3 separate regions of the Homo sapiens genome follow, and regions 1 and 3 are each linked to region 2. A link is a loop called in an ENCODE intact Hi-C map of the cell type or tissue named here. Cell type or tissue: PC-3. All regions are shown on one strand. Region 1 has its middle 93 kb from the start of SIM1-AS1. Region 2 has its middle 120 kb from the start of MCHR2. Region 3 has its middle 160 kb from the start of SIM1-AS1.

Region 1 (2,500 bases), 180 kb before region 2:
TATAGTCACGAAGCAATGCGCTATGGTTCTAGATTCTGTTATCTACCTATCAATCAATCAGCCAAAACATGTAAGCACATAGGGAATAAATCTGGAATGACAGATACTATAACAGTAATAGTAGTTACCTGAGAAATGGAGAATGGGGATTGATTGATGGCAAAGGCAGATTTCTACTTTTTTCTTTAGTTTTCAAATGCAGATTTCTACTTTTTTCTTTAGTTTTCAAATGCAGATTTTGAATAGGGGTGGCTTTTATTTATTTATTTATTGGGTTGCTTTCTAATTTTGTTTTTTACAAACCAATGCTGCAATAAAAAGTTTTGAAAATTTCTCAGGTATAAATATTTACTTTATTTTAGAAACAACATTGCATTATGCTAGGTGAACATGACCTGTATTATATTAATTTTTTAAAAAATTACTAAGACTTTCTCTGTATCTGAGTAATGGACAATACCTGTGAATATTCCATGTGTGTTTTAAAATACTACCTCTTTTACCTGGGCTGAGGTATATATCTATATAGATAAACTTTTCATTGTGTTACCCAAATCCTCTGTATTTTATGATTGTCTATTTTATCTGCTGATTTCTGAGAAAGGTTTATTAAAGGCTAACCAAATTATGGTCGATATGTCATTTTCTCAGCTTTTGCTTTATGTATCTTTAGGCTGTGTTGCTGGGCATTTAAAGTCTCTGAGATCTACCCTCTTCGTGGACTGTCTTTTATATTAATAGTAAATATCTCTTTGAGCTTTTTACTTTAAAGTCTATCTTATCTGATATTCATTAATATTCATTAATACTACAATTGTTTTCATTTTAATAGCATTTTCCTGATATATATTTAACCATTATTTTCAATGCTACTTTATTTTAGGTATGTTTCATAAATATCATATAGCCACTTTTGATACAATAAAATTATCTGGCCAGGCATGGTGGTTCATGCCTGTAATCCCAGCACTTTGGGAGGCTGAAGTGGGTGGATCACTTGAAGTCAGGAGTTTGAAACAAACCTGGCCAACATGGTGAAACCCCGTCTCTACTAAAAATACAGAAATTAGCCAGGCGTGGAGGCAGGTGCCTGTAATCCCAGCTACTTGGGAGGCTGAGGCAGGAGAATCACTTGAACCCATGAGGTGGAGGTTGCAGTGAGCAGAGATCATGCCACTGCACTCCAGCCTGGGCAACAGAGCAAGACTCTGTCTTAAAATAAATAAATAAATAAATAAAATAAAATATATTTGATCTTTGTCCTCAGTTCCTGGCACAGAAGTACTAAAGCCATTGGAATGTCCTGAGTCATAGGATGCCTTTTGCTGTTCCACCACACATGAACTTATGCTAGTGAGGTGAGTCAAAGTGGAGCCTACTATAGCTTCAGGATAGGAACTGATCACCAGAAATACTAAAAACATGATTGGAGGATGGGAACTTTCAGCCCCATTCCCCGACCCCCAGGAAGCGGAATGGGATTGGAGATTGGTTTATAAAGAATCTTGAACAAGATTCCCTGAGTTTCTGTGTTGGTGAACACATTGAAGTGCTGGGTGGGTTGGTACACCCCTAGAAGGTATGGAAACTATGCCATCGCCCCTCCCATGCCTTGCCCTATGCATCTTTTCCAGTTGGCTGTTTCTGAATTATATCCTTTTTAATAAACCAGTAAACATAAGCCAAGTATTTTCCTGAATTCTCCAAGTTATTCTAGTGAATCATGAAATCTGAGAAGAGGGTTGAGGGAATGCTCAAATTGGTAGTTGGCTTGGTAGAAGTATGAGTACCTGGGACACCATTTGCAGTTTAAGTGTCTGAAGTGAACGAGCCTTAACCTGTGGGATCTGTGCTAACTTTAGCTAATTAATGTCAGGATTAAACTGAATGGTTGGACAACCAGTTGGTTTCTGAGAATTGGTTGTTAGTGTAGAAAAACCACATTTGTGTTAAAAAAAAATCCTGCATGGCATGCTTCTTCTGTTTTTTCGGTGTTGCTATGTGTCCTTTCATTCATTCAATAGGACATTCAGTCATATTCCACTTTTATGCCTTTTATATTTGCTATTATTTACATGGATTTGGTGTAGGCAGAGAAGATAATAGCATGTGCTCTGAACATCCTTAAATCCAAAATTGATTTTTACTCAGTATACTTTGGTATAATTTGATATCTTCTTAATGAAATATATTTGTAAGTTACTTGTATAAATCAATGATTGAAACAAGTAATTACTTGTATAAGGAAAATGATACCAAATTTTTGTCACCTTAGTCTTATGCTAAGTACCATCATTCTGCTTTAGCTGAAATTCTCATTATGAATTACATTTTGGCTCATTTTCTAGTGTTAAGTAAAGATAAATTAATGGCAAATATGATTTTTTAACTTTATTTTTTTGCCAGGTAAAACAATAGCAAAGTAACATTTTAGCACTCTTCAAAAGTAGTTGGTGTCACAGATACTTGGAAAAGAACCTAAAGACTACCTAGAAAGTTC
Region 2 (2,500 bases):
AATTTTTCAATTGATCTTATAAACAAATAGTCATGGTAGGTTTTTCAATCAGTGAAATGAATCATGCCAGTTGGGAGCAGTAGCAAGTAGAATAGACTCAAAGAAAGAGCATCTGCAAACATGAAAATTTAGAGGACGGTTTTCACAGTAATATACCCATTAAGTGATTAAGGTCTAGGGTAGAGTCCACGGAATCAGAAAGAAAAAATAAAACTGAAAACATGAGGCAAGGACCGATCTGACAGAGTTTGAAGAAAATGAAGTGCTGAAGATCAGGTCCCAGCATCGTGTCTGCCACAGTGAATATTCAGTGGATGGTGTTTGAATGGGTGACTAATAAGTAAATCTCAGGTTCTGAGTCTAGGTGACTAAAATATTGATAGACAGACAAGAACATCATAAGCATCTTCAAATAGGCTTAACTGTCTCGGAGACTACACAACATTGACATGATGGCTACTCAAAGTCAGTTCATTTAATTCAGTATATCCAGTTTTTAAAAAATCAAACTGGTATGTAGAAGAGCCAGCAAGCTTTTGAATATTTCCTTTTTCATCTAGTTGTTTTTGATGTTGTGGAGACATTCAATGACAAATACAGAAAGAGGAGACTGATTAGGGTTTGTGGAAAGTGCTAACCTTTCCTATATTTTCTTTCATTACAGAAAGATTGCTGGTTGATCTGACTGTATGTCCAATTAGTAAATGCTTTCCATAGGTTCATTTGCTAAGGCCAAAAATAAAAAGGACTTTTCAAAGAACACCATGCCATTTTCCCTAAACAAGCTCTTTCTGCCGGGGAAGTCTTGCTCACCTTTCACCAGCCTTCTGAATGTCTGTTACTCCCTTCTCCCCTTCTGCTTCTGGCTTAAAAACACTTTTTTATTGTTATTACCTTGGCTCAAAGCTTCTGTAATGGTTTCTTGCTTAAGCATAAGGACATAGAAATTAGAGCAATGGTCACAACAGCACAACATGGCTGATATGAAGGACTGGAAATGCTAGTTGGTAATGAGAAACAAGCAGACACAATGAATTACATTAATCCAGAAGTCACAGGTTATGACCTCATTCTTATAACTCTATGTTGTTTTAAGTCTATAAACTTTCATATTTACTTACAAGGGAGTATTTAAATATGTAAGTCAAAACAAGCAATAGTCAGAAGCTGGAAGAGATCATTAATAATTTAATACATCTTGACTAGTTCCAGATTGGAGGTACCATATAAATGTTTATTCCTGGATCAATTTGGTTTTGGTAGTTACTATATTTTTAGTTCTAATTAAAAACACACTAGAGGAGGATTTGAAAGCTAAGAAGGTGCTGCCACCTGGAGGATTTTTTCTGCCCATTTGGAGTTTTGCCTTTACCAAGCAAGGGCAGACTAGTGGTCGTAATCATTCTACTCTGTAAAGAAACCGAGCTCTCTGGTTTGGGATATCACAGAACAGGGAGACAAGCAGCCTGGTAACTGATGGCACTTTACATTTTTCAGCCATATGTTTTAGTGTCAGATGCCACAGGCACTGGGGTGAGGTGGCCTTTTGTATTCTCCTCACTGGTAACTGCTTAGACTCACATGAGCCTTTTACACAGTTCCACTTCCCATGAACAATATAGAATGCCTAGAGAAAGAAAAAAGGTTTTTATTTCCTCGAGGTTGAAATTGACATGAAATGAGTAAATAACTTAAAATATAGACATAATCGAAGAAAAATAATTATAAAACCCTAACCTCTCCAACTCTCCCAAACTCTACCAATTCTTTCAACATTAATTCTGTATGTTAGGACAACAGCGCTCTAAAAATCCTGCTCAGAAAACAGGAGTTAGGAATGGATGGGATACTATTCTTAAATTTGCAATAAGGGGCAAAATGGTTGCCAAATTCATTATCATTTACAGATGAAAAGACAATGTGACATATCACCAAAGGTGTTCTTTATTGACTGGTCCCCTTTGCTAAAGCTTTAGTTCTTTGTACATTAGGTTGATATATTTTTAAAAAATAATCTTAAACAGTAGACTGTTAATTTGGGTTTTTTTGGCGGGGGGGTATTCCTTGGTTTTTAGAAGCCCTTTCCATTAACCCTTTAGTGCATTCTCCATGAATTCTTTAGCCTGATGTTCACCAAGGTGCCTGCTTCTGGCATGCTGAGAAAAAGAGGACTTGAACTTCTATTGAACCTGAGGTCTCAGCACATCTATGGGGCAGAAATGTTCCATTTCCCCATTAAAAAGCTTTCATTTGTAAGCCGCAGATGAAATTTCATCTGCTTTGCATCAGTCTAGTTTATAACCCTAGAGAACTTGGCACCACAACCCTCAAACCCATTATTGGTATTTTCCCTTCTGATGGGAAATAATACATTAACAACTTGGTTTTTGTTTATTTTGTTTTTGCTTTAAAAAAATGAAACACATTTCATGTGTTGCCCTCACATTTTTTTGTTTCTCATTCAAAGCTTTATTCTGGGCTCCTTTCAACTGTGCATCTC
Region 3 (2,500 bases), 110 kb before region 2:
GCCAGAATAGACAGTGTTTCCGGAGTGCTTACAGAGTTCCAGGTATCGTTTAAAAGTTTTTTTTACATCTAATGACTTGTCTGATTCTTATAAAAACCTCATGAGGTAGATTCTGCAATTATTCCTCTTTTACACGTGGCAAAATTGAGGCAAAGAGAGGTTAAAAAACTCCAAGGTCACAGTCAGTAAATGACAGAGTGGGGATTTCAACCCAGGTAGCCTGGCTCTAGTGCTTAAGCAATTCTGTCTATTCACCTGGTTCCTTATACAGAACAGTCAAGGTCTGGAGGTAAAAACTTGTGAGGAGAAGCAGCCCAGAAAAGCAATGCAGGAGCCCCACCAGCTAAATCACCAATTTCTATTTTGCTTCAGATCAGTTTTCACAATCTGGTTGGAAAAAGGATAGTCCTAATTCCACGATCTCTTTTAGAAATAGAAATCTGTTTTATTTCAACTCTGCTAAGTCATGCCACTTCTGGTAAGCTTATCTTTTCTCTGTATCTAAGTTTAATTTTCAAATAAATAATTTGATTCCACACACACATGAAAATGATCATAAGTACTTTTAAATGTGAAGTAATCTGTACAATGGTATGTACAGTTTGTGTGTGTGTGTGTGTTTAACATGAAGACCACCAAAAATGCTAAATAACCAAAATAAACTACTCTATAAAGCTGGTTTTGAAAAAGGAATTTTTTTTTTTAAAAAATTGATAAACAGCTAAACTTAAATAATCACTTTGCTTTTTATTGTATTAATAGATCTTATCTTCAAAGCAAGATGAAATTTGGTGAAATTGTCTAGATAAGTCCTAAGGAAAGGTTACTTGTGTTCATTTGCCCTGACAAATAATGCTTCGTCTGCCCTGCCAAGTATGTGGATTTACTTGTTTGATTGATTGATGGATTGCTTATATTTTTGACCATAAAGCTATTGTTTTAAATCCTCAGGAAAATTTGACATAATCATATAAGCCAACTATGGTTTCCGGAAATTTGCTTTTCTTTAAAAAGAAATTGAAAGTCATTTGGTGAATTCTTTGTTCTAAAAATGGCAATTCAGACAGGAAAATTCTGGGATTGATTTTAGATCATGCTTCAGTTCTACACTTTTCTTTGCCAACAGAGACTTGGTTACACTCCACCAGCCTGGTGTTGTGTTTTGGAACTTGGAACATCCCATCATTGAGAGTCATTACCATATATTGCTCCGGGAAATTAACTGTGTAGCTGTCAGTAATTTCCAGGAAAGCTATCCTACTCACTTTCCTGCTTTGAATCACCAGGCAGGTCTGTGATTACTCAGGCCCTAGGCAAATGTTTCTATGATGAGGTCTATTCTATAGGGAAAGTGAGGAATGGGGTTGGGTCCATAAGAGTAGGTTCTTCCTTAAAGTCATGTGATAAGCATCAGCCAAACCATCTCCAATACTGCTTTCATTTCAAACTTTAACAATCTTGGATGCAACTGGAAAGTTGTTATTTAACCCAATTACCCTTGGAGGGACTGGTCCTCTGGATGAAGGCAAGAAGATACACGATCAAATTAACAGTAGCAAGATGAGTAGCAGGAAGCTACAGTCAGCTCATTCAGAGAAGTAAAGATCTAATCAAGTACCATGTCAGCACGGTAAAGTTAAAGTGTATTTGGAAAGACCCACCAATGCCAAGGTTTCCTTGCATAAAATATAGCACAAGTTCAGGCTTCTAAACTCTACATACCTCTGACCTTTGGCTCTTTTATGTCTCTATTTTTCTGGCCTGACAGACCACATGCCAATGTGCAACCCAGAATCCCTCACCCTTGTGATTTATGGCTTACAGCTGCTTCAGCGTCTCCACCATGGCAGCTGCTTTTCAGATGTCTTCAAACCAGAGGGAGAGTGTTAATGTGAACTTGAGTGGCTGCAGAAGAGAGGAAGAAAAGTTGATGAAAAAATCATCTGAATTCAGCCCCAAAGCTTTCCATTGATCTTTGCCTTCAGGGCCAAGCAAAATGTTTGGTTTATTTCATAAGCTAATTAGGTGTGTGAAAGGCTACTTGGCATTTACTATTGACTGAACCCAACAAAAGTGATCACCAGACTAGGTAATCAATAAGAGATCGATTACAAGCGTGTGATTGGATTAGCCATTTGATCAATGCTGTGTGCTAATATATTAACAAGCAAATTACCGAGTAGCCCTTAAGAGCAGAATGCTGACTCTGATTGCATTACAAACTAGTGAGATCTAATGACCTACCAAGTGCAAGGGTTAGTTATACAAATCAAGACCTGAAAGTATTTTTTTCCTTGAAGATTTCTCCCCCTCCAAAGAAAATGCTTTCTTAAGTGAGATTCAAATTAAATTACAATTAGCAAGCAGCTGTACTGAGACACCTAATTTCCAAGTAGATATCATGAATGAGAAAGAGGGCTTGGGAACTCCAGATGAAACAGCCTAGAGACTTTTAGGAAGAGCTGGCTAATATCAAAAAGGGAAAAACAAAAAAAAGTCA

Evidence for each region. A loop is a pair of places that touch in the nucleus more often than their neighbours do. Peaks named below come from ENCODE experiments on the same cell type or tissue, not always from the same donor. Only the 100,000 strongest peaks of a DNase experiment are listed, where the experiment ranks them.
Region 1: it touches region 2 in a loop (6-fold over the local background); 4 of 110 quality-filtered maps call a loop at or near these places.
Region 3: it touches region 2 in a loop (4-fold over the local background); 4 of 110 quality-filtered maps call a loop at or near these places.

Annotation. Positions count from the first base shown.
Region 1 is chr6:100,299,480-100,301,979 of GRCh38, reverse strand. No RefSeq gene overlaps it. Among named protein-coding and RNA genes, the nearest start is that of SIM1-AS1, 93 kb to the left of the region's middle. RefSeq lists an enhancer at 1,213-1,507. In PC-3, no CTCF peak of the experiment used is centred here; a DNase peak (open chromatin) is centred at 1,489; H3K4me3 peaks cover 696 bases; H3K27ac peaks cover 1,779 bases.
Region 2 is chr6:100,115,683-100,118,182 of GRCh38, reverse strand. No RefSeq gene overlaps it. Among named protein-coding and RNA genes, the nearest start is that of MCHR2, 120 kb to the right of the region's middle. In PC-3, CTCF peaks have their summits at 1,139 and 1,361 (motif pointing left); a DNase peak (open chromatin) is centred at 1,352.
Region 3 is chr6:100,229,912-100,232,411 of GRCh38, reverse strand. No RefSeq gene overlaps it. Among named protein-coding and RNA genes, the nearest start is that of SIM1-AS1, 160 kb to the left of the region's middle. In PC-3, no CTCF peak of the experiment used is centred here; a DNase peak (open chromatin) is centred at 1,301.